Linked DNA regions of Mus musculus: regions 2, 3 and 4 are each linked to region 1. Evidence: chromatin loops called from intact Hi-C (ENCODE). Cell type or tissue: heart. All regions are shown on one strand. Region 1 overlaps Nbea (neurobeachin). Region 2 has its middle 98 kb from the start of Tm4sf1. Region 3 has its middle 55 kb from the start of Gm32237. Region 4 holds the start of Tm4sf4 (transmembrane 4 superfamily member 4).

Region 1 (8,000 bases):
TCAATGAGATTAAAAGGACAGGCAAAGAGTTCATAGGGCTAACAAAACTCAAGTCCTCAAGGGTCAAAAATCTCATTAACACTTAATCACAAAGTATTACTTTAGTTAGTCTAAAAATTAAGTACCCATAACTCAAATTTGTCCTAGAAGATATAGTTCTTATACTTACAGCTTTACTACAATGGCCTAAACCGAAGCAATAACATTTGTCTAAGCAGCTTCCTTTTCAAAATTTAATAAATTCTATCCCGTATTTGCTTTAGAAAAAGCTCATTGGTAATAATCCCAAATTTTCTCAGCTACATTACCTGACTCAAAGGGTACTGTGAGGGTTGAAAGTGAAAAATCTACCCCAATGCTGAGAGCTCGGTCGGCATTTGACAGATAACAACCCCCGCTCATTCATGCATTTGTTTGAGCTGGAGCTCTTCTATAATCCCCAGAACGAGACGGGCCCGGAGCACAAGGTTAGCATGAATACCTCAAGAACAGAGGTGGAAATGTAGTCAGTTATAACTGTAAGCACGGCCAAGACCTTAATGGTCCTATTTTAATTTACTGCAATGTCTAATATGACAGAAGGATCTAGGCCAGAGGTGGAGTAAAATTAGAGAAATGTGGCAGAATTGGGAATATAATTCAGATCACTTGAATTTCACATATATGTGTGTGTGTGTGTGTATGTGTGTATATATATATATATATAATATGTATGTATGTATGTGTGTATGTATATACGCCACGTCTCTCAGTCCTGTAAGTCCTACGTTACACAGGTTTAAGTGTAGCACCATCCTAAGGACCACTTTGCAGCCAACAGCTCTCTGTGATTACTTCCAGAACTCCCAGAGGAGGGCTTACTTGTGTTGTAGCAGTGGTCTGGATTTTTCGGATTTCCTTTCCCGATTCTTTGCCATCATCAGATCGCTCAGTGTCTGAAATTATACTTCCTGCATCAACATTTGGTACAGCTTTGCTATTGGAAGACTCTGTTTCCAAAGTTGTGGCAGTCATTTCCGCATAGTCTAACCCCTTAGTTGACGATGCTAACTCTCGTTCAGAGACACTGCTCACTCCATCTGACGTCGTATGAATTCTGAAGTCTTTCTCTTCCATTATGCTTGATGTGCACGTTAACTCTACACTCGCAGTCATGTGAGCAAGCAACCCAAGATCATCACTGACACCAAGATGTACTTGGGTATCCTGAATATTTGGGATGATGTGATTGCTAGAAAGTTCTGGAAGTAATTTCTCTTCCTGTCTGGGTATTTTATCAAAGAGGAAGGGTGTGCTACTGTTTGGAAGCTCCTCCTTCTCATCTGCTAGCGTGATCAACGGGCCGTTGTCTTTCTCTTCGTTTTTTTTAATGATACCCACACTTCCATGCACATTGTTCTGGAGTTTCTCTACAGCAGCACTATACACATTATCCAACAAGGACTCCACTTCCACAAGGGCACCATTCTCTCCACCCACCAATGTCTCTGGTGACAAGTCCATATCATCAAGCTTTACTTCTGTGGCTTCCACTTTCTCTGCTTTTATGTCAACTAGAAGATCATGCACTTCTACGTGCACTCCACTGCCAGGCCTATCTGAACTTCCAAGAATATCATCTGATACTTTGGTTGACATGAGCAAGTCTCGTGTATCTGTGCTGACTGGGTAGTCTGTCTCACTCTCTGGGCTCTGGCTTTGGGAAAGGTCTTCTATCTCCCGGATTTCCATTCCTCCTTTTGCTCCTGCTGTCTGTGATGAGAGACCAGAGATGGTGCTCACATTTCCTTTCTTTCCTTTCTTAATGTTCTCCTCCTCTTGTCGCTGGTACTCCTCATACATTTTGGCCAGGTACTCTTTGTGTGCTTCGTAAGTAACCTAGGAAATAAGTGAAGAGGACACTGAGGTGCCATGCATGTGCCAAGGGAAAGGGAGAAATAAGAGCAATAAAGTTACCATGATATAAGCTAAATGGTATTAGGAATTTTAAGATTTAGTTTGATTAAATAATAAAAGATTCAGTTTTATTACGTAATTGGAAACAATGATGAAATACAGTGATACACTGTTTCTTGACTTGTCTCTATCCACATGTGTAACTGCAATTTCAAAGCTCCTTTGTAGAGGTTAAATATTCCAATGCTACCCAATATCATATGATATATCATCTGTGAACACTGTTTAGGCTTAAGGACTAGTCAGATGATAATATTCAACATTAAAACTACTATTACAATGACAGTATTCTCACCAGACATTGTTAAGGCACTGCATCAGTTTTAAGTGCAAACGGGTGACTGAATTAGAAACAGCGCAATATGTTCTGTACAAGAACTTGCAATGTCTTTTTCATTGTTACATTAAAACTTACTAAAGCAATGGCAAATACAAGGTGTGTATGTTGAAAAATGTAGGACTATAACAGGCATAAATTCTTCTAAATTTTTCTAATATTAAAAAAATCTCTCCTTATAGGCACACAAAATTAATTTACATTAACAAGCTATTTTGGTTGACCTTTCTTAAAGAGTGCCATCATATGAAATCTGTTTCCTACAGAAAAATCTCCTCAGTCACGGGACCTGGCAACTGTTACCCATGGCCATAATCTGCTTGTCATCTATTCTGATAAATAATTTTTTTGTGATACTTTCCTCTCTGTCTGCTCTCACACTACACAAATGAGTCAAGCAGCTTCATCAGAGGCAGACCAGAAAGCCTAAAATATATATTATTTGGTCTCTAAAATAATTTTTCTAATTCCTATTAAAATAACTATATGAACTTTCTAAATCGCAAAACTTAATTGCAACATAAACGAACAACCTAATTCTGTATGTTCATGGCTCTTCTGTGATGTTACAGGTAGAAGAGCCACAGCTTTGAATCAGTAGAACATAACATGCACATACATCAACTACTCTCCTTGCCAAAGATAAATGGTATTTAAAATTTAATATGGAGAAACATAATTTAGAATTAAGTGTTCACTGTTAAAATATGTTTTAACATTTAAGTGTTAAAAATGTTAAATGAAATGTTAAAACATGCTTTATATGTATTGGTTTGAATAAGAATGGTCCCTATGGGGACATATATTTGAATGCTTAGTCACCAAGGAGTATTTGAAACAGATTAAAAGGATCAGGAGGTGTGGCCTTGTTGACGAAAGTGTGACACTGGGAGAGGGCTTTGACGTTTCCAAAGCCCATAACAGGCCCAGTGCTAAAGCCTATGGATCGGGATGTAGCTCTCAGCTCCTCCTCCAGCACCATGCCTGCCTGCTTGCCACCATGCTCCCCTCCATGACAATGAACTCACCTCTGAAACTGTAAGCAAGCCTCAAATTAAATGCTTTATTTTATAAGTGTTGCCTTGGTCATGGTGTATCTTCATAGCAATAGAGCACTAACTACAACAACACAATTAAAAATATTACTTTAAGGTGCATGCCTTTAATGCCAATACTAGGAAGCCAGAAGCAGACAGACCTCTGTGAGTGAAACCAGTCTTAAATGTTAGTGTACACAGCAAATTCCAGCCAGGCAGAACTAAACAAACACGGAATCAAGAAAACTATGTATCTATCATGGTCACTGACACTGAGATGCCTTCCTCAATTTCATGTGGCAACTCATTTTTGACACAGCGTTTTGTACTGACCTGGGCTCTATGGTTTTGGCTAGACAGACCGGCTGGCTTGAGAGTCCTTGGGATCTACCCATCGGGCTCTCCAGCACTTGGGGCGAACAAAGTGTGTGCAGCCACGATGGGGATCCAAATTCAAGTCAACCAAGCCCCTTTTGAATGTATTTATTACTTATTTTAGAATGAAAAGAAATCTGATTACTTCAAAAACATCTTTAAAAGTACTATTCAGCTACTATTTCATGAAATATGCTTGTAAGAATTGAATATGGTTCAGTTAAAAAGCAACTGGTTCTCATGCTGGCTACAAACATATATAGTAAATTTTCCAATTGAGAGGACATGAAATGGCTCATTAAGGAAAGGCGTTGCCTCCAAGCCGAAAGACCAGAGTTCAATCCCTGGAACCTGTAACTGTAAGCAGAGAACCAACTCCTGAAAACTATCTTCTGGCTCCCAGACTCAGCAAGTGCTTGCATGCACTCACACACCTACACACGAACACCTCCTCCTGCCCCCGACACACACACACAAACAGACACACTTACTTAAAGTGCTATTAAAACAAAATTCATAATTTACAGACTTCATAAGGTTTTTTTGTTTGTTTGTTTGTTTGTTTGTTTGTTTTTTGAGACAGGGTTTCTCTGTATAGCCCTGGCTGTCCTGGAACTCACTTTGTGTAGATAAGGCTGTCCTCAAACTCAGAAATCCACCTGCCTTTGCCTCCGAGTAAGTTAAGTGATCTTAAACCACCTTCAGGCTCACCAAAGGGCAAAGAAAGGACAAAGTCAAAATTAGGATCAAGGAAGGAGCCATGACTGAGAATGTCCACTAGGTGGCACCAGATGAGAGTTTATAGCCATTTACTTCCTGGCTGAAACTTCAATGACAGAAGAAGCCAAATCCCCTTACCTTGGAATGGGCTATTGAGAGTGTGTCCACCCAGACTCTCCAGCCTCCCCATTCATATTTTATTGCATGATACAAAAGAATCCGGAAAATGTTGTAGACCATCTCAGTAATCTTCTGTTCCTCAGAACTTTTTGGATTGATATAGCCAAGAGAAAACATCCAGTCCTGCCACACTGAACATTGCAGTAAGCATCTAAAAAGAAAATGAAAAAGACCTCATTAAAATTATCAAAATTATAATTTACTACTTTGAAACTTAAAGTGATGAAAATATAAGCCAAGTACACGATTATTCTCTGTATTCTGCATTCTATAACCTCTATCAATTTCTTTCTTTCTTAGAGAACTTGAATTATAAATCAAATCCCTCCCTACCTCTCCTGTCGAGAGACAGCTTTAGCTTCTGCGTGTTCGCAGTAATAATTCACTGCTAACACTCACGGTGCTCTCGACTGGCTCTACAGCACCCCCAACCCAACTGTGCTAGTGTGGGCACCAAAATGCTTCACACACAATACAAAAATGCGTTAGAAACTTAGGAAATGACCAGACACATATTCAAGGACTCAGGCTGTACATCATGTCTGAGCTAGGATATCTTAAATGCATGGCAGGACAACATCAGTGAATATGGACACACCCAACATAATGAGAATTAAAGGCACTGTTGCTGATAGGGAGATGTGAGAGATAGTGGCTACAGCATAAGTACAAAAGTGTTCATCTGTATATTCATATGTGTGTGTGTGTGTGTGTGTGTGTGTGTGTGTGTGTGTGTGTGTGTGTGTGTACTAGGACAACTAAATAAAAGCATATACAACTGATAAAGTAGGATGAAATAAATTGCTTCTAAGAAACGCAAGCCTTTTTAAAATGATTTAAGAGAATTTAACAAATTATTTGAATTTTTCATTCGAAAGTTATGGAAAATCAAGAACATAAAAAATATTAATCTAGAATAAAAATCAGACTGTTTTTTACCTTCTATTTTCACGGCTGTTACTGAAAAGCTTAATCATGTCGGATAAAAACAGCCGACGGACTTCCATCAATTCTGCACTTGGTGTTGAGTTCTTTAACAAAGTTGCCACCACCTTAAGAATCACTATATACAAACAAATTCTGAATTAAAATTTTAAAATGTCACCAAGACGTAGCACCACATTCACTAATTTTCAACTCAATACTTGGCTCCGAGTGGAGCTGTCCCTGTCCTAAAGTGGGGCCACCAGAAGGAACGCAGTCACGAGAGGCTCTGGTTTGGTCCCACATGTCACCGTGTAACGGCCGCGCTGCCGCGCCGCGGGAGGAGCGGCTTCTGCTTACTTGGATTCTGGATTTTGACTGTGGAGTCTGGCTCCGGGTGTGGTTTATGCACAACTTGAGTACAGACTTGCTCTGTCAAGATCTGAAAGATGAACAATTTGAACTTTGTTTAGAGAAGAAATTAAAAACAACTGCATAATATAGCTTTAGTAAAGAATCTGTCAAAGGTTTTGAATAATTTTAAGTCAAAAGAAATATCCCTCACAAAAGAACTTTCTAAAATTACATATGTCCTTAAACTCTGAAGTCTATATACCTCAAATTTTACTTACTTTGGATAAAGACAAAAGCCAGACACCTTATATATAGAAGAAAAGAATAGTTAGCTAATATAAAATTTGCTCTGTTTGAAATATGCTTTCAGTATGCAATTTTAAGACCTCTGTGTTTTGAATTATAAATATTTGATGTTTTGTGTCATGCTAATTAAAAAAGTCAGTAACTGTTAACAAACCTATGCCTCATACAGAAAAGAAATCTAAAACTTATATTTCTAATTTTGACTAGAATGTAGGCTTAAAACCCTCAAGCAAAACCAGACATTTTGGTTATTGTCCATGCTTAGCACCAAGAGCTGATACATATCAGGAGTCATTATGTGACAGAATGGATAACTCCGTCAAATATAGATAGTCAATGTGGTTGCTCATGTAGCCCAGGTTTAACCATACTTGTCTCATCATTACAGCTAGCTCGCTATCTGTCTGTCTGTCTGTCTACATGCACAAAATTTCAGTAGAGATGAACTCCACTTAGAGCTAATGCTAAACTCTGAACACTCTTTTAAAAACACAGTTCAACTCAAAATCAATACAAAAAAGTCATCAGCCCAAGTACAGTCGCCTGTAGTTGTTGGAAGCTCTTGATTGCATGGCCTAAAAGGTGGAATTTCTCAACCCTTTCCCCTATCTTTTGACTCTTAAATTCTTTTCTTTTTTTTTTTCAAAAAAAAAAAAAAAGAAGAAGAAGAAGAAGAAAGAAAAGGAATCAGTGTTAATTTTGAGACTGGCTATGCAGAGTGCTAAGGTGAAGAGCACAGTGGGAAGAGCGAGGTTAGACACAGGGAGGACGGCTTCTAAGATGGAGAGCATCATGACATCCAGAAAGAAGAGACACACTCTCTTTCCTTTTTTTTTTCCAGACTAAACAGAGGACAGAAAATTTACATAAATAAATGAGGTATATAGACCAAAAATATATCGACTTGAAATAAGACATTGCTCTATTATTACTTCAGTGATAAATACTGGTTAAAATCATCTATACCCATTCTTAAAAATGAACAATGTTAAACTAAATAGTCTCAGAATGCTTTTTTAACAGTGTACTCTAAACATGACTGACTACATAGAGCTGCCATGTGAGATAAAAAATCTCTTGAGATAACATATACCAAAAAAACAGTGGCTGGTATATACCTAAAAGGGGTTTCTATACCTATTTTTCCCCAAAGCCCAAAATATAAGACTCCAGGTCGTTGTTGTTATAAATATGATGATACTCAAAATAGTTGCATACTTGCAGGGAAAACATCAGACCATGTTCCCCTCTGATAGAGTTTTCAAACCTTTCTCAAGCACAAGAGAGCAAGTCACATTTTGCAGAAAACAGAATTTGCTTCAAAGCACCACTGATTTTACTGTTGTCTATGTAAAGCTTTGCTCTATCATGTGACACTGAGGACAGTCATGGTAGTGCATATCCATAAACCTGCTATAAAGATCACAGGGTTCCTGTGTGAAAGCTGAAAGGTTTCACGAGTTACACGGATGTGCTTAGGAGCTGCCTCCAGCACGTATCTGTGAAGAAGCAGTTATGTGCCCACACACTACACTGCCTGATGCTTGCAGAATGGAAAACAGTTGGTAAGTGGAGCTACATTTCTAGCATCAATTTACTTAATTAATGTTCTGGAGATAGGCATAAATGCATGCCTCTATTAAGCAATAAAACATAGTAAACTGTCATTAAGAACCTACGTGAGATTTTAAAAGAGGGAAGGAAATAATGTGTATAAATAGAGAGAGATGAATATAGGTATAAACCTTTTAATCGCAGTTTAAGATTCAAAGAGGTCCCTGAAGATTTTACTGACTTTATGTGAGGCATAT
Region 2 (8,000 bases), 1.2 Mb after region 1:
TCATCAGTAAGTGCATACCATGTGTGTTCTTTTGTGATTGGGTTATCTCACAGGATTATATTTTCCAGTTCCATCCATTTGGCTAAGAATTTCATGAATTCATCATTTTAAATTGCTGAATAGTACTGCACTGAGTACTATTTTCTGTATCTATTCCTCTGTTGAGGGACATCTGGGTTCTTTCCAGCTTCTGGCTATTATAAATAAGGCTGCTATGAACATAGTGAAGCATGTGTCTTTGTTATATGTTGGAGAATCTTTTTGGTATATGCCCAGGAGTGGTATAGCTGGTTCCTCAGGTAGTGCTATTTCCAATTTCCTGAGGACCTGCCAAACTGATTTTCAGAGTGGTAGTAACAGCTTGGAATCCCACCAGCAATGAAGGAGTGTTCCTCTTTCTCCACATTCTTGCCAGCATCAGCAGTCACCTGAAGTTTTGGTCTTAGCCATTTTAACTGGTGTGAGGTGGATTTCAGGGTAGTTTTGATTTGCATTTCCTTGATGCCTAAGTTTATTGAACATTTCTTTAGGTGCTTCTTGGCCATTTCATAATCCTCAGTTGAGAATTTTTGTTTAGCTCTGTGCCCCATTTTTTGATAGGGATATTTATTTCTCTGGAGTCTAACTTCTTGAATCCTTTGTATATATTGGATATTAGCCCTCTATCAGATGTAGGATTAGTAAAGATTTTTCACAAACTTTTTGTTGCCATTTTGTCTTCTTGACAGTGTCCTTTGCCTTGCAGAAGCTTTGCAATTTTATGAGGTCCCATTTGTCGATTCTTGATCTTACAGCACAAGCCATTGCTGTTCTATTCAGGAATTTTCCCCCTGTGCCCATATCTTCGAGGTTCTTCCACACTTTCTCCTCTATAAGTTTCATTGAATTGGGTTACATTGAATCTGTAGACTGATTCAGCAAGATGGCCATTTTTACTATGTTGATCTTGCCAATCCATGAACATGAGAGATCTTTCCATCTTCTGATATCTTTTTAAATTTCTTTCCTCAGAGACTTCTAGTTCTTGTCATACAGATTTTTCACTTGCTTAGTTAGTGTCACCCCAAGGTATTTTATATTATTTATGACTATTGTGAAGGGTGTTGTTTCCATAATTTCTTTACCAGCCTGTTTATCCTTTGTGTAGAGAAAGGCCACTGATTTGTTTGAGTTAATTTTATATCCAGCCACTTTGCTGAAGTTGTTTATTGGGTTTAGTAGTTCTCTGGTGGAACTTTTGGGGTCACATAAGTTTACTATCATATCATCTGCAAATAGTGATATTTTGACTTCTTCCCTTCGAAATTTGTATTCCTTTGATCTCCTTTTGTTGTCTAATTGCTCTGGCTAGAACTTCAAGTACTATATTGAATAGCTAGGGAGAGAGTGGGTAGCCTTGTCTAGTCCCTGATTTTAGTGGGATTGCTTCCAGTTTCTCACCATTTAGTTTAATGTTGGCTACTAGTTTGCTGTATATTGCTCTTATTATGTTTATGTATGAACCTTGAATTCCTGATCTTTCCAAGACTTTTATCATGAAGGGGTGTTGGATTTTGTCAAATGCTTTCTCAACATCTAATTAAATGATCATGTGGTTTTTTTTTTCTTTGAGTTTGTTTATATAGTGGATTATGTTGATGCATTTCCATATATTGAACCATCCTTGCATCCCTGGGATGAAGCCTAATCGATCATGTTGTATGATCGTGTTGATATGTTCTTGGATTTGGTTTTCAAGAATTTTATTGAGTATTTTGCATCGATATTCAGAAGGGAAATTGGTGTAAAGTTCTGTTTCTTTGTTGGGTCTTTGTGTGGTTTAGGTATCAGAATGAATTGGGTAGTGTTCCATCTGTTTCTACTTTGTGGAATAGTTTAAAGAATATTGGTATTAGGTCTTCTTTGAAGGTCTGATAGAATGCTGCACTAAACCCATCTGGTCCTGGACTTTTTTGGGGAGCGGGGGATACAACGAATGACTGCTTTCATTTCTTTAAGGGTTATGGAACTGTTTAAATCATTTATTTGTTTCTAATTTAATTTGGTACTGGGTATCTATCTAGAAAATTGTCCATTTCATCCAGATTTTCCAGTTCTGTTGAGTATATGCTTTTGTCGTAGGATCTGGTGATTTTTTTTGGATTTCCTCATCTTCTATTATGTCTCCCTTTTCATTTCTAATTTTGATGATTTGTATACTGTCTCTGTGCTCTCAGGTTAGCCTGACTAAGGGTTTATCTATCTTGTTGATTTTCTCAAAGAACCAGCTCCTGCCTTGGTTGATTCTTTGTATAGTTATTTTTTTTCTTTCTTTCTTTTTTTTTTCCTACTTGGTTGATTTCATCCCTGAGTTTGATTATTTCCTGCTGTCTACTTCTCTTTGGTATATTTGCTTTTTTTGTTGTTTTGTTTTTTTGTTTTGTTTGTTTGTTTGTTTGTTTTTGTTTTTGTTTTTGTTTTTGTTTTTGTTTTGTTTTGTTTTGTTTTGTTTTGAGACAGGGTTTCTCTGTATAGCTCTGGCTGCCCTGGAACTCACTTTGTAGACCAGACTGGCCCCGAACTCAGAAATCTGCCTGCCACTGCCTCCCAAGTGCTGGAATTAAAGGCATGCGCCACTACGCCTGGCTATTTGCTTCTTTTTGTTCTAGAGCTTTCAAGTGTGCAATCAAAATGCTAGTGTAAAAATTCTTTAATTTCTTTCTCTACTTTTTCCTTGATCAAGTTATCATTGAGTATACTGTTGTTCAGCTTCCATGTGTATGTGGGTTTTCTATTGTTATTGTTGCTACAGAAGTCTTAGTCCATGGTGATCTGATAGGCTTCTTGTATATTTATGGGCATGTCTTTCTTTAGGTTAGGGAAATTTTCTTCTATAATTTTGTTGAAGATATTTCCTGGCCTTTTGAGTTGAGAATCTTCTTTCTCTTCTATACCTATCATCCTTAGGTTTGGTCTTCTCATTGTGTTCTGGGTTACCTGGATGTTTTTGGTTAGAAGCTTTTTGCATTTTGCATTTTCTTTGACGGTTGTGTCAATGTTTTCTATGGTATCTTCTGCACCTGAGATTCTCTCTTCTATCTCTTTTATTCTGTTCGTGATGCTTGCATCTATGACTCCTGATCTCTTTCTTAGGTTTTCTATCTCCAGAGTTGTCTCCCTTTGTGGATTCTTTGTTGTTTCTACTTCCATTTTTAGATCCTGGATGATTTTATTCAATTTCTTCACCAATTTGGTTGTGTTTTCCTGTAATTCTTTAAGGGATTTTTGTGTTTCCTGTTTAAGGGCTTCTACCTGTTTACCTGTGTTCTCCTGTATTTCTTTAAGGGGGTTATTTATGTCCTTCTTAAAGTCCTCTATCAGCATCATGAAATTTGATTTTAAATCCAAATTTTGCTTTTCCAGTGTGTATGGGCATCCAGGACTTGCTGTGGTGGGAGAACTGGGTTCTGACGATGCCTAGTAGCTTTGGTTTCTGTTGGTAACATTCTTGTGCTTGCCTTTCTGGTTTATTGTGCTTTCCCATCTGATTATCTCTGGTGTTAGTTGGTCTTGCTGTTTCTGGCTAGAGCTTGTCCCTCCTGTGGGCCTGTAAGTCTGCATCAGCACTCCTGGGAGACCAGCTCTTTTGGTGGGACCTGTGTACCAAGGATTGTGGAACAGCTTTAGCTCCTGTTTGTAGACTGCAACCGGAAAAATCCTGTCCCAGCTGTTACACTGTTCCTGTGCCCTGTGTGCTCCTGGCCAGTCCTGCTTTGGACGGTTATTGGAGAGAAAATGGAGATCTCACCTCTGAGCCCAGGAGTGAGAGCTCTCCTGGGAGACCAGCTCTCTCCTGGAAGGCCCCGTGTACAGAGGACTGCGGAACAGCCTTAACTCTAGGTGCAGATGGCAACCAGAAGGATCCTGTCCCAGCTTCTCCCATGTTAGGGATGCAAAGTGAATAAATTATTGAAGAATAATAAATAAAATAAAATAAAATAAATAAAATTTTATTTTTTCTGGATTCAAGTGCTAAAGTCTTTAAGATAGGCCCACCAGAAGGGGATGAAATATCTACAAATATTTAGTTGTTATGTACTTTAATTTCAAATGTCTTAGAACCATTACAGTATGAAAAGTCAGAAATATAGAGATTCAATGTACAGCAGATTAATCTGTCAACAAATGAGAAGGTACCTCAGAAGAAACTGGAAGTGATACAAGTAAGGAGAGGAATTTCCTTCCCCTCCTGCAGATGAGATTGACCTAGAAAAAGACCTTGAATTTACTGCACAACTTCAGATATTAAATAGACAAGTAGAAAAGCTCTTGAGACAAAGGAGTTTATTCCCAAAACAAGAGAAAGGATATGGAGGAGGAAAAAGTTACTTCCTGAAACAAGAGGGAAGGTATAAAAGACAAAAACAAAAACAGTGTTTGGACAAGAGTTACACCAAGCTGAGCCCTTTCATTAAAAAAGAGATGTGTTTAATCATAGATCTTTGCTGCCACCTTGTGCCAGCATGGAGGAATTATTGCCTGGGTCTTAAAATAACACCTTAAGTGTTTTCAGTAACAAAGCATTAGATTCACGCAGATAGCATCCTCAAGGTTATGTTCAGATTGATTGGAAACCTATAGATGGGACAGATTTAAGGTGATTAAAAGATGCATTGTGAGACAGATAATAAACAATCGGGCTATGCAGAATAGAATTATACCACAGAGTGGAAGGATTTAATGACAGCTATATTAGAAGTTGGTCCTCAATTACAATGGCTTACATGGTGGAGAGAGGAATCAATGGCCACAGAACAATGTAATCAGGCTAAAGGAATATTTATAATAGGATCGTTTTTTAAGTGAAGGTCAATTTGCTGACTGACATATAGGTACAACTTGAGGATACCACTATAGCACAAGGGATTTTTTTTGTGCCTTTAAGGGCATAGGATAGAGTTGAGGACCAGGAAAAATGACTACATCTTTTGGTAAAATTATCACAAGTCCGGGAGGTGCTTACACTGACTTACTGCAAAGCTTAACTTCAGCAGTGCGAAGAACAATAGCAGATCCAGATATAAGAAAGGTGCTACTTGAATCTTTGGCTTTTGAACATGCAAATAACTATCATTAAAAATTCAACTTGCCAATCTAGATTAACGGAATAAAGCTGATGCTGATATTGTATATCAGCTGCATATAATACAACTTTAACTTGACAAGCCTTAGGTAACGGTCTTAACTCTCAGAAAACATGATGCCTTAACTTTGGAAGTTTGAACATTTTGAAAAAAGAATGTAAAAATTTGCATACTAAAGGAAATGACTCATTTCAAAATAATCAAAATATAACAGCAAGAATTTGGAATAAATGTGGAAAAGCCAGACATTGGGCTAATGACTGCCAATCAGTAGGAGATGTCTAAGGCAAATTTTTACCAGAGGATACCACAACTCAGAGAGCCCAACTCAGCACCCAAGAGCAAACAACATGAGCCAACAACATCCTGTCAGTAACAAAATAGCTCACAAAGAAGGCTAGAGAACATAAAGTCAGTATTAGAGATTTAGTGCATGGTATTACTGCTACAGATAGTGCTGCTTTTGACTCAGCAGTGGGTAAACATCTTACACTGTCTCCACAAATTAATTGTTATAAAATAGCTAGTGGTGTGTATGGTCTTTGTACAGAACCAGTAGGGATATTTTGGGAAGTAGTTTCACAGCTCTCAGGTTTATTGTACAGGCAGAACTAATAGATGAAGATTATCAATGTGAAACTAAATCATGGCTTATGTTAAGAAAACTATACAACTATAGCCAAGTGATAGGACTGCTCAATTATCATTACTTCCATATCACAAAGGTAAAGCAGCTTCAATAAATATGACAAGAAGATTTAGAAGTACTGGGAGGAAAGTATTTTGGCAAACTATCATTATTAATGAAAGACCAAAATTAAGGTTAATGGTAAATGATGTTGAAATTAAAGGTTTGATGGACACTGGGGTTACTGTGTTTATAATTTCTGAAAAACCGTGGAATCAAAATTGGCCATTTCGAGATGTCTCCACTCAGTTTATAGATTTTGGAACACATCTCATGTGAAGCAGTGTTGTTTGGATTAAATGTTTAAGGCCAGAAGGCCAAGTAGAAAAGTTAAAATTGTATGTGGCTGACATAACCATAAACCTATGGGGAAGGGGTTTATTAGAATAATAGGGAACTCAAATTAATATTCCTTCAATTTCAGAAACAGCCCATGAAATGGTGTTTTAAATGGTTTATAGTCCTGAAAAAGTTATTACAAAAATTATCAAGGATAATTATAGGTTATATAGGTTGTCAATAGACAGAACAAAACATGAATTGGCTTTGCAAATTTAGACTAGAGGCCACTGCTAATAATATGCCAATAGCCTTGCTTTTAAAATGGCTAACCAATATGCCTATATAGAGGCAGAGCAGTAGCCCTTAACAAAAGAAAAATTACAGTCACTTGAGCATCTGGTGCAAGAACAATTGGACATATTGAGGAGTCTACTAGTCCTTGAAATTCTCCTGTATTTGAAATAAAAAAGAAATCTGGACAATGGAGAGTGTTAACAGATTTAAGAGCTGTAAATAGAGTAATTCAGCCTATGAGTTCCTCACAGCTTTGAATTCCTTTACCTTCTATCTACCCAGAGTCAATATCTTGTGAAACAACCACTAAAAATAATTTGTAAATGATTTCCTCAGTGTATTATTTACCATTACATGGGTGATATTTTGTTAGGAAAAAATGTACACTGAAACAAGAAAGGTTGTTACCTTACTGAGTGCTACAGATTGCACCTGAAAAAATACAGAAAGAAAATTCTATAAACTATTTAGGATTTAAGCTGAGTCCACAAACAATTTCAACAAAACAATCAGATCAGAAGAGATAAATTACAAACTATTAGAGATTTTTTTAAAGTTATTGGGAAATACTAACTGGTGATACCCTCCTATTAGATTAATTACTCAAAAGTTAAGTAATTTGATTCAAAACCTGGAAGGTGATTTAAATGTAAACAGTGCAGGGAAATTAACAGCTGAAGCGGAAAAGAAAATAGCCCAGAGAATATGAGAAACCTATGTGGAGCGATTAGACCCTAAAATTAACTATACTTTAGTTATTTTACCCTTCATTCATTCTCATACTGGAATAATTGTGCAAAAGGAAAATAATATATTAGAATAAATTGTTAACACATAAACAAATTAGAAAATTTTAAAACCTATATAGAAAAAGTTTCTGAATTAATTATAAAAGGCAGTGCCAGCTCTGGGCCACCTTGGGCGTGAACTTGGAGGACAGTCCCACAGTCCCCAGAGGACTCTCCATGCCCCAGACGACCTAGCATGCCCAGGATCTTAAGATCACAGGTAAGTGGAATGCAACATCTGTCATAACAGAACTGGAAGTGCCTGGGGCCAGCAGGAGCAGGGACACAGGAGCCCTGCCTGCCCAGCGGCTCAGGTTTCTTCTGGTCTGTACAGGTCTACCTTGGATTCTAACACAACAGACAGCCCCACAGTACCCAGAGGAGGTACCACTTCCAGATGCCCTAATATGCCCAGGATCTTAAGATTCCAGGATCCCAGGAGTTTGGTCACACCAGGATATCAGGGTCTCAGAGGAAGCTTGACTGCCAAGAACTCTGACACTGAGTCTCAGGTTCACAGGATCCCAGAATCACAGGATAACAGAGATTGCTGGACTCTGCGGAGTTCTGACTGAACCAGGATTACAGTAAGGACAGGCTCTAATCAGATATATTGAGGGCAGCAAGCACTTCAGATAATCAGATAGCAGGAGGCAAGCATAAGAAGCAACTGAAACCAAGGTTACTTGGCATCATCAGAAACAAACTCTCCCACCATGGCAAGTCTAGTATACCCATCACACCAGAAAAGCAAGATATGGATCTAAAGTCACTTTTCATGATGATGATGGAGGACTATAAGAATAAAATAAATAACTCCCTTAA
Region 3 (8,000 bases), 750 kb after region 1:
GTCCCAGCCCTGTATATACTGCCCGTAATGGTAAATACCTACAATCCCAGTCCTTGAGAAATGGAGGGAAGAGGATCAGAAGTTCAACGGAGGCCCTGAGTCAGCTCTACCCAGTGAGTGCTGTGTAGGAAGACTGCCCCACTGTGTCTAGAACCTCTCTCTGTTCAAGGGAAGTTAGGAAGGTGATGTCTCAGTGTTTTGTCCTGCTGGAAATCTCAGCCTACATGTTTTTAAATGATGAATGATCCAAAGAAACCAAATGTGCTAGACGATTTTGGACACAGATGCCACTTGATTAACTCAGATAATTAAGTCAATGCTCAAGGTCATGAAGATTGCAAATGCATACATCAGGTTTCTGATTTATTATTTCCTGTTATAGCTTCATGCCTCTTACACACTTCATTCACATGACAAAATCATTTTATTTTATTTTCATTTACTTTTGATGTGCTAGGGATCTAAATCAAGGCCTCCTGTGTACCACCAAACTAGGACCCCAGACTGAATTTTATTTTCTAATCCATCTGATTTCAAATATTTGATAGCAATTCAAACTTGAATTATTTTCCCATGAGTTCCTGTTGTAGTAAGGTTGATTTTTACAGTGATCTATGATGTAAATGTCAGAGGGTAGTACTCAGCTCTTAACACCCAGAAGTGATCTACAGACCCACAATCTCACTAGCCTAGAATTCCATCAGCTCTAAAGCAGGATAAACAGTTTCTTGCAGAGAGGGACCATCTTTCTTTGTTTTCTATTGCTGTGATGAACACCAGGATCAAAAGCAATACGGAGAGGAAAGAGTTTATTTCCTCTCCCAGAATGTCATCCATCATCCAGGGAAGTCAGGGTGGGCTTGAGGCAGGGACTGATGCAGGGGCCATGCAGGTATAGTGCTACGGGCTTGCTTAGCTTGTTTTCCTCCCCAGGGGCAGCCCTGTCCTCAGTGGGCCGGGCATTTCCATATCAAGAACAAATCAAACAAGAAAACACCCAACAGGCTTACCCACAGGGCTATCCTGTGGAGCCATTTTTTTCTCTGTTAAGATGATTCCTTCTTCCAGACAACCCTAGATTCTGTCAAATTGACAAATCAACAACAATGAAACCACCCAAAACCACCAAAACCTGGCTGGCACAAGCTCCTGGGTCTGCAAGACTGCAGACTTGGTCTCACAGCTGGTGACAGGCATATGATAAAATTCAAAACTCTGATTCCAGAGTCCACAGTGTGGTACCTCAGAGGTTAGAGGTTTAAGGCTTAGACTCCTTTTTCTCTGGGCTTAAGGTAGAGCAGGGTTGCTTATGCCAATGAAAGGCTCAGGTAGACTGGACTGCCCCTCCATTCTGATGAATTCACCTTCCCTCCAGCACTGTTTAGCCATCCATTCTTGCATCCATGCACATATACACTGAGGTGCTTCTTACTTGCCAGCCACCACCTTCACCACAATAGTCGTAATTCATTGCTATCACAGCTTTTTGAATGGATGAATTAATTAATATTTATTAATTTTGTCATCATAGGCCTCACTGAGGAGACTCTGAGGACCTGAAACTTGGAAACTGGCAATGGGTGTCACAGAGAGGTTAAGAGATAGATGTCAGAGCTGTAGAGATGGCTCAGTGGTTAAGAGCATTGACTGCTCTTCCAGAGATTCTGAGGTCAATTCCCAGCAACCACATGGTGGTTCACAGTCATCTGTAATGGGATCTGATGCCCTCTTCTGGTGTGTTTGAGGACCACTACCGTGTATCCATTCATATGTGTGTGTGTGTGTGTGTGTGTGTGTGTGTGTGTGTGTGTGTGTGTGTGTGTGTGTATAATTATTTTTTAAAAGCCTAAAATACCCCAAATACTGAAAAATAAATGAACAAACAAGAGATAGATGTCACCAAGTGCTATATTATTCTGGATGATACTTTCTGGAAAGTCTGTTCAGGAGTTTCCCAACATTAATTTTACTTCATTGAGCCATAGCACAGTTGTTGCATTTCTTTTCTGTATTCCTACATGTATTTTGAATGCCTGAATGTGTTTATGTTTGTGTGTTCCTGTATGCATATTTGTATGTGTGTGTGTGTGCATTTGTGGACCTGTATGTATATGTATGTATATCTGTGAGTGTATGTATGTGTATACATGTGTCTGTATGGGTATGTGTGTTTGTATGTGAGCATGTGTGTATATGTGTGTATATATTTATGTATGCCTGTATGTGTGTGTGTGCCTGTATGTGTGTGTGTGTTTGGTAAACAAGACATAGTAAATACTTTGCAAAATAGTCAAGGAAAGATAATATTCGGGACTGGAGAGCTGGCTCAGTGCTTAAGAGCACTTACTTCTCTTGTAGTAGACATGGGTTCAGTCCCCATCACCCACATAGAAGCACACAACAACCTTTAACTCCAGTTCCAGGGGATCAGTGTCCTTTTCTAGCCTCCACAGGCACTGCGTACCAGAGGTGCACTTACATGCATGCAGGCAAAACACCCATTCATCCATACAAATTAAACCAATACATTCTTTGCCAGAACCTCTTAGATACATAGAACGCTATAGCTGTGAACTCCAAAAGCAAGTCCTTTGGTCTCTGTGTGTGTGATTTTCCTCCTCCAATCCTCCTTGATCCAGAAGAAGGGAAGAATGAAGATAAGATGTAAAAGATGATTTGGGAGAGTTAAGACAAAAGTATTTCAAAAGTTATATGTTAACATAACTCATGAAACATGTTTTGTGCTTTTCAGCCACAGTAATAGCAAAGACAAATTGCTTAGTCACCAGCCATCCTGGGAAGATGTGTGTTGCACCCTTGATCTATTTTCCATTAAGCAACATCTTGACTTTCTGTCAATAATGTAGCTTCCATGAAACATTTTTGTACAAATTTCAGACTTCCTGAGAACATACCCACACTTGGCTATGTGCCCTGGACTTTTGCATGCAGATGTCCAATGGTTAAGACAAATGAATGGCATGACAAATCTGGGTGCTGTAAAACACACTTGGATTCAAAAATGCAATTTACTTGGAGTCCATCATTTCTGTGACACTCATAGATATGCTGCTGGAAACCTTCTTTGGTTTTCTCAGTCTGTTCCCCAGACTTTCCCGAGGTGGTTCCAGAGTGTCTGGAATCATCTGTTTATTTTGAGTGAACAAACTTGAACGTATAATTTAAATCGTTGTACCCTAGTTTCTCATTTCCATATCTTTCAGTTTCTTTGTAGCTTATTATCTACCCCAAGATCTGGACCATATCTGGACCAGACCCCAAGATATACCCCATCTGATTTGAATTGTTCTTTTTACTTCATAAGATGAATATTCTATCTCCAAGGCAGCAGCATTGAAAGGAGTGGGTAGTCATGAGAACTCTGAATAATTAGTTTGTTATGAGGCAAATGTGATTCCTTCTTACTCCCTCTCCCCACTCCATGCCTCTCCCCCTTTTCTTTCTGTCTCACTGTTTCTCTCCGTCTCCCTCTGTATCATGTCTGTCTATCATCTATCTCCCTTCTATCTTTGAACATGAACAATATATTCAAAAGTCCTCACTAGATGCATCCCCTTCATCTTGAACATCACATATTGCAGAAACATGAGCTAAGTAGATATATTTTCCCTATAAGTTACCCAGTCTCTGGAATACCTGTCATAGAAACATAAAGTAAACTAAATAAAATACTTGACTGACTACAGGCACTTACAAGTGTGACAAAAGCAAGAAAGAAGTGTGGAAGGCCAAGCAAGTAGATGTTCTTACATCATGGAATATTGCATTGCTCTGAAAAAAAGAAGGGCAATCTGAAGTCTGGAATTAGGGGTAAAAAGGAGACAAAGGATATCAAAACTCCTGGACATTTTCTATAGAGTCATAAAAATAGAAAAAGAGAAATTTGAGAGATATAGACTCTGGCATATTTTGCAAAACATGTATAGGAGCATTGCACATGCTTGGTGCTGTAACAAAATGCATGACAAATTATTTGCTAGAAGAACAGTTTGTTTGGGTTCATAGCTTTCAAGATATAGACCATAAAGGTGGGAAAGACCTGTGGCAAGCGTGTAAGGTCCTGGCAGTTCCATCCACAGTCAAGAGACAGAAAGTAGACAGGGAATAGGGCCAGGCTGGAAAGTCTGAAATCCTATCTCTCATAATTCCCTCCTTCCACCTCCTAAGTTCACACAGTCTTTCAAAATATCACCACTGGCTGGAGAGCAAACGTTCAAACACATGAGCCTATCAAGGGGCACTCATTTAAATTGCCACGCCCCCTTTACAGAGAGTTTTCTGTGCTGAGGCAGAATGATACATAAATAAATGTTTCCAGGACATGGTCCCCTTTGGCTAGACATGGACAGCCGATGGCTTCAGTCACATGCTGTAGGAAGCCTGACCACACTACTCCAGACATCTTTTTTTATGGAAAAGCTCTTTTACATCCCTTGGTTTTTACTCAGAACAAATGCTCTGTTTTATTGGTTCCCTCGGGTTTCTAGGAATCTACATGGTTTCCTGGTAGCATTCAGGCTCACCCTGGTGACCTGGTCTAGAGGAAATGAAGTACGGTGGCTTCCTGCTGAAGTGGTATGACGACATGCTGATAAATGGCAGCTATTTCTGTCTGGGCTGTCTGCCTCCTGTCACTGGTCCACATGGCAAGCAGTCTGACATCTCTGACTTGGCAGCTGGCTTCCATCTGCCCCCTGCTGGTCTGCAACTGTGACCCTGGTTCAACCCTATCTTCTAAAAACTCTGGTACATGACCACAAAGCCACACAAATCCTAACATACACTTTTGAAAGTTACACCTGAGCTCAGTCATTTAAATTCAGAACCTCTAAGATTGGTTCCGTTTAGACTCCCAAATCTCAAGAAAGAGAAGACATGCTGCATCAGGTGATTGATCATAGGCAATTTCTACTATTTAACCGAGGAAGTTGAGTGGGTAAAAGCTGCCCTATTCACTCCCTCCCTTCAGCTTCTCTGACAACACCTAAAACAAACACGGTAGATCTGATACAGGATATGCATCCTGCCTTGGTTCATTCACGGTCTTAATGATTTATTTCAAACCTTAACAAGAGGCTTCGCAGACAGATGGCTTACCCTCATAGTCAGAGGACAGGCCTTCATGAACTATGAAAGTCTTATCACAGAAAACAGTGAGTGCCCATCCCAGAACTGGGTTTTCTTTTTCTTTTTCTCCCAAAGAAAGCACAGGTAATGCCCACATACTCCTTGCTTGGGGTAAATGGGTGTACTGGGGGAATTTAGAGTCCATCTGTATCCAGAACTGAGTGTAACAGACCTAATGTACTAATCTTTTTTCTATTGAGTGCATCTAACAGGATTCTTGCTGTTAGCAAAGAGGACAGAGTAATCATGCAGCAATGACACATGTGGCTTGGGTTATCAATGAGAAGAGCCTCTACCCACCCCGTGCCCTGAAGCCTTGCAGGTTTACAGGAGAAAGAATCAGGTTCTCGCTCCACAATTCTCTCTGTGATTCTTTCTGGGACATAACTCATGATGTGAGGAGCCCAGGAAGACCTGATACTCCTGCTTTCAAGTGCATATTCTTTGCCTCTGTCTGTCCCTGGGGGCTGGCCTGTGGACCAGAGCTATTTTAAAAATCGATAAAAATGTTAGAATTGTGTGGCTTCCTCCCATACATCCAAGTTCTAAATTGAAATGAAAGCTGAGCAAAGATTGTCTGCTGTAGGGGACCTAGCTATTTTTTAACTCTCTTTTGTTAGGGGACCAGCATCTTCTGCTTTCCTAGAACCCATTCTGCTACAGAAGTTCCTGGAATAGTTTTAACATTAAAAGCAGCCTTGTCTTCACAGAAATTTGGGAGATGATCCCCAAAAGAGGTTGGAGGCAAGAGTCCATCTGATCTTTCCCTGAAAGTCGTAATCTGAGCCTGGAACTATTTATAGGCTTAAATAAGCACTCCGTGCTGAACATCAAAACATATAGGGCACACACTCCTTAGCAAAGCACAAGAAGCCACTCGGGAGGAGTTGTTCCATACTGATACGGTTAAAATAAGGAAGAATGTGTGATTAGCTCTCTCTGAAGAGGCTTAGTTCAGATTAATACTGTAACATGGTTACGTTTTTTTCTCTCATTGAATAAAGATAAGATGGGGTTAAGAAGATTAACCATTAAGAGTACATACTGTTTTTGGAAAGGACCAGAATTTGGTTCTAGCACCCACACTAAACAACTCACAACCCCTTCTGTCACCACAGATCCAAGGGGATCCAATGTCTTCTTTTGTCCTCTGTGGATACTCTCTTTCCCCAGAAACACATACATGCTCATAAGTAAGAAACAAATCTTTAAAAACCAAGGATTACTGAGTTCTTGATGTAATTTCCTCATTTATATGCCACTTGTATTGCACTGAACCTATAGCTCTGTCTCTGTTTTCCTGCATGTTTCATCAGGAGCGCCACATATGCAAATCACCCCTACTTCCTTAATGTCCTTTTGCTACTCAGAAGAGCATCTATGCTTGGGCAGCTCCAGAAGGTGTGTGTGTGTGTGTGTGTGTGTGTGTGTGTGTGTGTGTGTGTTTCTCCCTTTTCTTCTGCCAGTGCTTACTTTGATAGCCCAGTCTCCAGTGTTAAAGCACTTAGACTTTGGAACCTTCAAAATCCCATAGATTTTTTTTTAATTTCTCTTCTGTAATCCTATATTTGGGGTATTCATTACCATGTGAAGAGGAGAAAACCTGGAGCTCTTAGGATACAGAGCCTTTGGGTCCATTTCTCTCACGTGATCATTTCCTCTGTTTCTGAGAGAAAAAATTGTAATTACCAGTGAAAATGTCATTTCCATGATGCACAGGTGACGTGGGTAACAAGGCATGTCTGCATAAAGGAATACACATCCTGAAATGTGCCCGTTTCACTTGGGCTTCCTGTGGAACACAATGCCCTTTTGAGAAACCGACCTTTCCCGGCAGCTTTTTCAGTGACTTTTAGTTGTTCCCCTGTTTGCTTTGCTGAAATTCAGAAATGTCTTGTCAATTAAAAATGATGAATTTAGCTTCTTGCACTGCAGGGATGAAAGATCTGCCCCTGTCAACCACACCGAGGTCTAAGAGTTCCAAGCATGGGAACAGTCTTGAAAAATTCATGTAGCAAACCTGGTAGAGAGACCTCCATCTAAGAGGACTGGAGAGGCCAGATAAGGCACCCTGGGCTTTTAGAGAGCCACTGGCCTTTACAAAGGTGAGGCCACATTGTCCCCATGAAGCCTTCCTTCTTTGATATTTGTAGGAGTAACAACTACACTGACATCTGTCTAGCCATTGACATCTGTCTAGCCATTGACATCTGTTCAGCCATTGTCCAGAAAAAAAACCTGAACCAAACTCAAGATGGATATTTGTCCTTTGCTTTTATTTTTAGAGGTGCATTGTCAAAAGTGACATCCATTTACCCATTATTCATTTTGCATTCTGCTTCAGGGATATTGATAAAGAGCGTGGTTCTAAATAATTGTTTTCCCTCGGCCAACATAACAAAAGACACCCTGCTGCATTTTATATCCTGAGGGCAGCCGAGAGATATGTGTGCTGTGTGGCAATTATTTTCTGTGTTACTGTTCCTTTCTTTCCCTATGGATGTGTCAGGAGGACCACTGTTCGTCATCATGAAATGATGGTGGGGCAGATGTGGGATGATAGAGATGGGAAACCCAAGACTCCATTCTTCTACCTCTAATTCCTTTTAAATAAGTACTCTGATTTTATTTAATATAAAGCACATAGCACTGGTGACTTCTGCCTTTCTCAGATATTTTTCTCCGTAGGATTTTCTCTAAGGTGGGCTTAAAGAAAAATGCAAAGAATGTGCTCTAACTGTGAAAGACTTTCAGTCTTCATGAATAAGAAATCAGATCCTGGTGCAAGGTGAGGCTTTGTGATTTCATTTACCCCCACTTTGTAAAATAATCAACAGGCTGTGGATGTGAGA
Region 4 (8,000 bases), 1.4 Mb after region 1:
AATCAGGATATTAGTGGGTTATGAGAGTGATGTATATAATGCCCAGGGAATACTTCTTTATTTGGGCAGAGACATTATGAAATTAAAGGGGCAGTGCTGAGCACTGCTTGTCCCAGCCTTCTCTTCAATTGCAACAACTTGAATGTCTTGTCTGTGCTGGTGGATTATTAACAGAGGTTATTGGTCTCCATGGCAAAACAATTGAACGATCGCACAAAACGTAATCTCATTTATGGGGTTGGAAAAAAAAGAGAGAGAGAGAGACATAGAGTCAGGGATATAAATATCCATTGCCACTGAAGGCCTGCCGTAGTTGAGAAGTGAAGTGTCTCCAAGGTTCAAAGAACTCTGATATTTGGTCCCACTTTTCTTATTGACCCCGGTACAGCCACTGGAACGTGCTGCTGCAATCCCTGAGGAGAACCGTCAAGCTGGTGGCGACGAGCCTTTGATCTCTGTGCTTTCCTGTGACCCCCCAGCATGTGTACTGGGGGCTGTGCCAGGTGCCTGGGGGGCACCCTCATTCCCCTGGCTGTGTTTGGCCTCCTGGCAAATATCCTGTTGTTCTTTCCTGGAGGAAAAGTGGTGAACGACAAAAGCCACCTTTCGGATGAGGTCTGGTACTTCGGAGGAATATTGGGAAGTGGAGTCTTGGTGAGTAGAGAAACCTTAACATTCCCACGAAGGCAAATCCTCGTCTGTCCTTATTGCAGGAGATGCCATTTTGAAGCTTACAACCTATATGCGATGAAAAGTAGTGCCCTAATATACTTCCCCTTTCTATTCGCGGCTGGGGACAGCTTGGTTTACTAAGTGGTTCATCCCCAAGTTTGGGCTGGAGTCACCCTAAGACATCTGAGCCCAGAGAACCAAGCTAATAGCCACTTGATTATTTTACTCTAGTCAATTGTGGCAATAAGAACTAAAAACAGAACACAGTGCTTTATACAAATGGATTGACTTAGAATGAAGGGACACAGAAGCTGTAAGTAAGCTTTCATTCAGGAATTCACGGCTTCTTCATCTCCTTGTTTCCAAATACGCGTGGGACCTCCAGCTTGTAGTAGTGGAGGCCTTGCTTTTTATACACTGAGTATAAATATATCCTTGCCCTAAACCCACCCTGTAAACGAAAAACTCAGCCTATCTACTCTTAAAATCTCCTCACAGAAGTTGACCAAATGGAATCCCTGTACTAAAAGCTGCCATGAGCCATCGGCTGTTAGGTCTTGCCTGCCCCACTTAAGCCCCTGAGACCTGAGGTCTTCACTGGCAAGAAAAAGTGTGGGTTTCCCTTCACCCCAGACCGTCTAAGCACTTTTCTTGCCGGCAGATGATCTTCCCTGCGCTTGTGTTCTTGGGCCTGCAGAACAACGACTGCTGCGGATGCTGTGGCAATGAGGGCTGTGGGAAGCGATTTGCGGTGAGTCGTTCTGGGATCAGCTGACAGAATCTCTGGGGTTCACTGCCCGCTTGTTCTGGGCAGCATGGGTGTGCCAAACAAGTAATCAGCCCCAGCCAAGACTCCTGGGCCATCTGGTACAGGATTAAGCTCTAATTCTCACTGATACGGAATAATAAGAATAAATATATTCTACAGCCTTCATAAAGGTGTAGATCCATTTTTTACCAGTACACTGAGATGCCAGAGTTTTAAAACCAGAGTGAGGCCCCAGAAGGAAGGCAAAGATGGAGCCACAGGTTTCCCTTTGCCACTAAGAAGACATGAGAACTTGAACAAGCCATGTCCTTCTTCCAGCCCTCAATTGCATCACCATTGAAGGATACTGGGGCACAATAAAAGATGGTATCTTCCCCCTCCCTAAAAGCTAACTAAGCCCCCTTCTTTAGCACAGCAAAGGTCACTCTTTATGGAGGCTCTGTATTTCCCACTGCCATTCAGAATCAACCTTGGGATTTCAATCTCCTCTCCTTTTTCATGCGGCCATCCATCTTTTAGTTGGTGAAGCAGAGACTAGGGAGGTATTAATGTTCCCAGAGGGGCAGGAGGAATGCTGGAATGTGGGTCAGGTCCCATTTCTGCAGCTGGGCAAGACACCAAGTGTAAGATAAGCAAGTTGGACTGGATCAGAATTCCCTAGATATGGACCAAACCCTGGTATAAAGATACACGTATCGAAACAACAAAGAATGTTTTCTTTTACTTATCCTCCAGTTGTTTTCATTTTATGAAGGAAAGAAATCCTTATTTTGATGGGGATAAGTCTTTGCTGTTTCTAAACCTTCAAACTTCCTTTGTAACAAAGGGAAAGCAACCTAAAGCTCTCGGAACACAAAGGGCATTTGATGACCAACATTTAATGACACTCTGTTCATGTTTGCAATGATGTCAGTTTTTCTTTCAAAGTTGCAATACAAATTAATGAAAGAGTTGGATTAAAAACTATCAAGCATTTGGGCATATGATAAGGCAAAAATACAATGGAGGTAGAGCCTGGGTTTCATGAAGAGCAAGGGATGCAGCTGTTCCAGCTTCCCAGGATTCGTGCTCCCATCGTGGAGACTCCCAAGCCCACGTTGAATTCTTGAAAGTCTATCTACCCATCCTGAAGCAGAGCCCCCTTGACATTTCTTTCTCACCATCATTTGTTGATTTAGTCCAGAAAGAGGTATGTACACATGAAAGGCCGCTGTGCGTGGTGTATTTTATGGACACTGTAGTTTCTCATGTGACATCACATCGTACATAGAATATTCACCTTCTAGAAAACCATCATAAGTACTGAAAATGGTCATTTCAGCATTCAAAAATCATCATTTGCAAAGAGTGTAAGAAGTAGCAATGGTGCATTTGATATAGTTATGTGCCACATGTTCTACACATTTGATCATATTTTCATATTGACTCTAAGGAAAAGGAAGTGCTGTATACATCTTTTTTCCCATTAGAGCATTTATAATTTGTCAAATAAATGGGAGGTAACAATTTGGAAAACAATACCAATTAAGGAATATGGATGAAAATAAATAAAAACCATACCTGTCTTTAAAATCTGTCTTTGCACTTCTGACCTTGAGGAGAGTGAGATAATGGCCAATGGTCAGCTGGTACACAACAGGCCAGTAGCAGGGCAGGCTTGCTTCTGTGTTCCTAGATTTTGCTATAACCACAGGCAGAAGTGAAACCATGTCCAAAGTATTATACAAAACTTTAATTTCATTAGATTTAAATGCAGAGTACAGCAAGAAATTCATTTGTCCCCAGCACAGTTGAGCAAACATGTTCTAAAATATTTGGTCTGGTCAATATATATCATCTACCAGGGTTCCTGAGGCCTCCAGGATATACTTCTTACTTCTTATCAAATAAGAAGTTAACTTGGCATCACTAGCCTCCCGGCACAACCATGGCCTATGCTATGTTGGTATGGCCTGTGCTGTCATGGCTAAGCTCTAGGGTTCCATACTGGATGCTTTGTGGAACCTGGTAGTGTTCTTATTTCCCTCCAAGACCATGTTTATAGTTAAAGGCTTGGACTTTATAGTTGTTTAGAGGCTCTGGAACACCAAGTGAGATCATTAATAGACATTTTTGTCAAACACACACACACACACACACACACAGCTGCATCATTAAAGCACTACACTGGTACCTATCTGAGTTTTGTAAATGCTCAAGGCATTTCCTTACAAGTAGACACTGCCCCAGTTATCTGTGCAGCTCTGAGAAACTCTGCCAGTAGAAAGATCTGTGAGCAAACACAGCAGAAGCCAGAGTGGCCGTCTCCCCCACCCCCACTGGCATTGTTATGTTTTTCTAGCACATTCCCCAAATGTTAACTGAGCTTGCACCACCATTCCTGTCCTTCAATAATAGAAAAGCAGGAATTGGAAGGCAGGAGCCTTGTGGAGATAACGTGAACCTGTGAACTGTAAACATCCTTAAAACCATCCACTTCACAGTTTCATTGTGAAGCCTGAGAAAATGAATCTGATGGTCTCTGTCTCTTTATCTCTCTGTCTCTGTCTCTGTCTCTGTCTCTCTCTCTCTCTCTCATATCTAACCCCCCCACAGGCTCCTGTGAGAGGGAGGGATACAGAGAGAGGCTTAGTCTCACTCAGCCCAAAGGTCTGAACTCTCAGATTAATTAGGCTGAAATGAGCCAGGAAAAGAGGAAGAACGAGTACCTTTCAGGGTGGCCTTTGAAGCCCTGACCTGCGTTTGTTTTTAGGTCATTAACTCTTTTTCCCATGCCTTGTCTGTTTGGTCACTGCCCCCTGTACTCTCTTTAATCTTTGAGAAGTGCTCATCACCCAGGGCCCAATGAGACAACTAATTAATTTTATCAACTCGTTCATTTTAGGAAAGGGTTGTTTAGAAACCTTGTACTTGACTCAAAGTTAAGTGTCTTTAATAATGGGATGGAAAGTAGATTGATAAGGAGACAGCGGGGGCAAGGCAGACATCAAGTAATAAATCCATACATCCCCACCCCAGGCAGGGCAACGTGGTTGACATTTTGAAGAAAGATCTTGGTGTCGCCATCATAAGGCAACTCTGTGCAGTTAAGTGAGTGAACACTTCTTGTACTCAGCTAACCACTGCTCCCTACAGGCAGATCCAGAATATCTAGCTCTTTATCCCTTACAGGGGCAGCCAGATTGAAGAACATTTAAGAAAGGCATTATGGAAGAATAGAAGGGAGGAAGGACTGCAGGCCCCGAAGGGGAAAGGAACTCCACAGGAAGACCAACAGAGTCAACTAACCTGGACTCTTGGGGCTCTCAGAATCTGAGCACCAACCAAAGAACATACACAAGCTGAACCTAGGCCTCCCCACACAGATAGCTGATGTGCAGCTTGGTCTTCATGTGGGTCCCAGAACAACTGGAACAAGGGCTATCCCAAAAGCTGTTGCCTGTATGTGTATACGTTCTTCTATCTGGGAGGACTTATCTGGCCTCAGTGGGAGAGGAAGAGCGTAGCCTAGCAGACACTTGATTTGTTGAGAGTAGGGGGATACCCAAGGGGTCCTACCCATTCAGAGGACAAGTGAATGGGGGTGGGGGAAGGATTGTGGGAGGGAGTGACCAGGAGGGGGGAAGTGAATGAGATGTAAAGTGAATAAGTAAAAATATTAGAGTAAATCTTTTTAAAAGGCAATGCTTTTAAAGGATGCATTATCATTAAGTAAGAGTTTAGTATGAATCTACATTTCTTTATTGTTCTCAGTCTTTAAAAAGCATCTTCTTTAGATAGGAAGGACGCCCAGCAGTGAAATGCTTGCATGCCATGTATAGGCCATTAGGTTTAATCCCCAGCATGCCAAATATTTGAAACAAAGGCAAAACAAAATAGAAAAGTCAATTCCCCTGCTGTAATATGGGTTCTGGCAATGACAAGTGCTAACTGTGGAAAGACCTTACCAGAATCAGAGAAGGGGTCACAACAGTATTGTAAGGAGAAGGAAGAGAAGTCTCAGGCAAGTGTGCTGGTATCAAGGATATACAAACCCGAGATAAATGCTTGTCAGCTGACTGCGCAAGGAGTTCAAAGGGAGGTGTTGGGGAATTTCTAGACTTTCTCAGGCTCAATCCTCACAAAAGTCCCTTAAGTTACACAAGTAACTCATTTTACAAGTGAGGAATGCCAGTCTGTACACTACGTTTCTGATTGTAGTCCCATAGCTTTCTCAAGCAAAGGCAAAGCAAAAAATACAATATACTACTATTTTCAGAGAAAACCAGTTGAGCTTGCTCTACACTATAATCCCAGTGTTCCGGAGACTAGGATTGGGAAGGAAGGAGGGAGAAGGAGAGAACTAACTTCAGGTAGCCTCTATAGGTCTCTTAGAATGATTGTCAAGTAGGAAGGGCTGTGGCCACCAGAGGTATATCCCTAACACATAGCCATTGCCCCACAGTGTAAATACTATATCCCTAGGTCACACACTTTCCTCCCCTTCCAGCTCCATTGTCCTTCCCATGTGTTCTGTCCCATACGCTGCAGCATAGAAAAGATTGCCAAAGATACAGTCTGAGTAATGACAGATCTGGGCACAATTATCACTGGACCATGATTTGGGGTAGGGGGAGTCATAAAGTTGGCAGGGTGACTTAAAAGGTATTGACTTTCAGAAGTTTCTTATCATCTGTTTCAAGGAAAGCTTCGACAGCACACAATGTGGACATGCATGTTTAGGGGTGTGGATAAAATGTGATTGGGAGGAAGTAGATCAGCAGTAGAGCATTTGGCTGTAGAATGGGTTTCTGGACCGAGCATCTCAGAAGAAATCTGTTTACTTTTGCTTTTCTCCCTAGATTTTTGCATTTTGCACTTGTAGAAAGGAAGGTAAGGGTACAACAGTTAAAATATTATAGAACAATAATAATAAAGTATGTACTAATCCTAATATATTGAGTGTGTTATAGTGTCACAGAAGTTTTCCTATAATAAGCACAAAAGATCCCTGGTGCTTGTCAGTAAATGGTATGCTGGGCATTATTTAGTAGCTCACACTGCTTTAACCCTGAGGGATATCTGGCTCTTGTAGAGGGGTCACTTGTCACTACTGAATAGGCTCTCTTACTCATTAATTATTATTGATTATAATTATTAATTATAATTGAACCTCATTATACAGAAGAGGAAACGAGAAAGAATGTTTAACTTCTCGAGGTCAGGTGGGAGGAGCCAGGATTTAGATCCAGATCCTGCCCCTGTGGCTCATACCCATCTGTGGTCATGTGAGCATTAGTGTTCCTCTGTTCTATTTATCGCTTTCAGGGAGATAGAGAATCCTGCAGTACAAATGCCAGGGAGTGTTTCCATGCTGGACTCCAAAATCTGGCAGGCAGTGCTGCTCTCAAGAGGTGGTGACATTTGGAAGCTGTCCCAAGTCCCAAGACTATCCACTTTAAATATTATCAGTTTGGGAGTGGCTACCCTAACATAACTAATTTCATCTCAGTAAATTCCATTTGAATAAAAGAAGTTTTAGCATGAAAATTTATGATAAATAGGACTCAACCCATACTGGTTTAGGTCAGATCATATCTGGCTAGGCATGGTGGCACAGACCTTTAATCTAGCACTTGAGGGAGGCAGCTGTAGGTGTGTCTCTGTGAGTTCTAGGCCAGCCTAGTCTATATAGTAAGACCTTATATCAAAACAATAAAAGAATTAAAAATATCATATATTTATTAATAGTTATATAGTGACAGTATACTTACCAACTTTTAAAGACATATTTGTGTGATATAAATTATAGCAACATATTGTAAAGTGCACCTTTCTTTATGTGATTCACCTATTCTGTAGGATTATGAAAATTAAAGTGTTTGTTTTATTTATTTTACATGGGTTATTTCAAACTGGAAATCAAAAATATAATATACCACCTGTAGCTTTCTGAACCTGTAACCCAGTGCCCCATTTTTCCAGATACATCATATAGTGATATAAAGCAGAACTTATTCACTTAAGAATGACTGCATTCCTCTATCTATCACATTCCCTTCTTTCTTGAGAGAAAGCATTGCCACAAATTCAATGAACACCAGATCCATGAATTTTAAAACCTTTTACTACCAAAAATTTCAAATGACCTAGATAAAGATTATTCAATATGATAGCCAAGTGTGACTACAGAAAATGTGGGAATTGCCTAATGTACACAAAATATGACCATATTCACATGGGAAGTGCCTAATCTACACAAAATATGACCATATTCCAAAGAACTTATATGAAAAAGGCATATATTTTATACTGATATCATGCTGAAGTGATAACATGCTAAATATGTAAAATTAAACAAAATACATTGTTAATTTCTTCTATATCTTTCTTTTAGCTAGGCCGTTTACATTATATATGAAATTAACATTGTAGACAGAGGTGGTCTAGAAGAAGTTCCAACAGTTACACTATTGCCTTGCTGGTGGTTTTTGTTAACCTGACTTCTCACTTGCCTAAATGCAGATGATTACATCTATACTCACTCTTTGGCATTCCCCTAGATGGCTCAGCGGTTAAG

The links. Peaks named below come from ENCODE experiments on the same cell type or tissue, not always from the same donor. Only the 100,000 strongest peaks of a DNase experiment are listed, where the experiment ranks them.
Region 2: a loop joins it to region 1, with 10 times the contacts of the local background. A loop is called at or near these places in 38 of 42 quality-filtered maps.
Region 3: a loop joins it to region 1, with 10 times the contacts of the local background. A loop is called at or near these places in 8 of 42 quality-filtered maps.
Region 4: it touches region 1 in a loop (3-fold over the local background); 2 of 42 quality-filtered maps call a loop at or near these places.

The regions. Positions count from the first base shown.
Region 1 is chr3:56,003,673-56,011,672 of GRCm38, forward strand. Nbea (neurobeachin) reads right to left here. Exons shown (of 58, transcript NM_030595.1): 19 at 5,890-5,971; 20 at 5,545-5,668; 21 at 4,564-4,756; 22 at 862-1,878. All of the region lies in intron 6 of Gm31914 (a long non-coding RNA gene), which reads left to right. Among named protein-coding and RNA genes, the nearest start is that of Gm22784, 51 kb to the left of the region's middle. In heart, a CTCF peak has its summit at 4,476 (motif pointing right); no DNase peak of the experiment used is centred here; H3K27ac peaks cover 344 bases.
Region 2 is chr3:57,199,796-57,207,795 of GRCm38, forward strand. No RefSeq gene overlaps it. Among named protein-coding and RNA genes, the nearest start is that of Tm4sf1, 98 kb to the right of the region's middle. In heart, CTCF peaks have their summits at 4,497 (motif pointing left) and 4,700; no DNase peak of the experiment used is centred here.
Region 3 is chr3:56,749,194-56,757,193 of GRCm38, forward strand. No RefSeq gene overlaps it. Among named protein-coding and RNA genes, the nearest start is that of Gm32237, 55 kb to the left of the region's middle. In heart, a CTCF peak has its summit at 4,715 (motif pointing left); a DNase peak (open chromatin) is centred at 4,638; H3K27ac peaks cover 373 bases.
Region 4 is chr3:57,425,135-57,433,134 of GRCm38, forward strand. Tm4sf4 (transmembrane 4 superfamily member 4) reads left to right here and starts at 276. Exons shown (of 5, transcript NM_145539.2): 1 at 276-654; 2 at 1,334-1,423. The coding sequence starts at 481. In heart, a CTCF peak has its summit at 4,579; DNase peaks (open chromatin) are centred at 3,787 and 6,797; H3K27ac peaks cover 2,321 bases.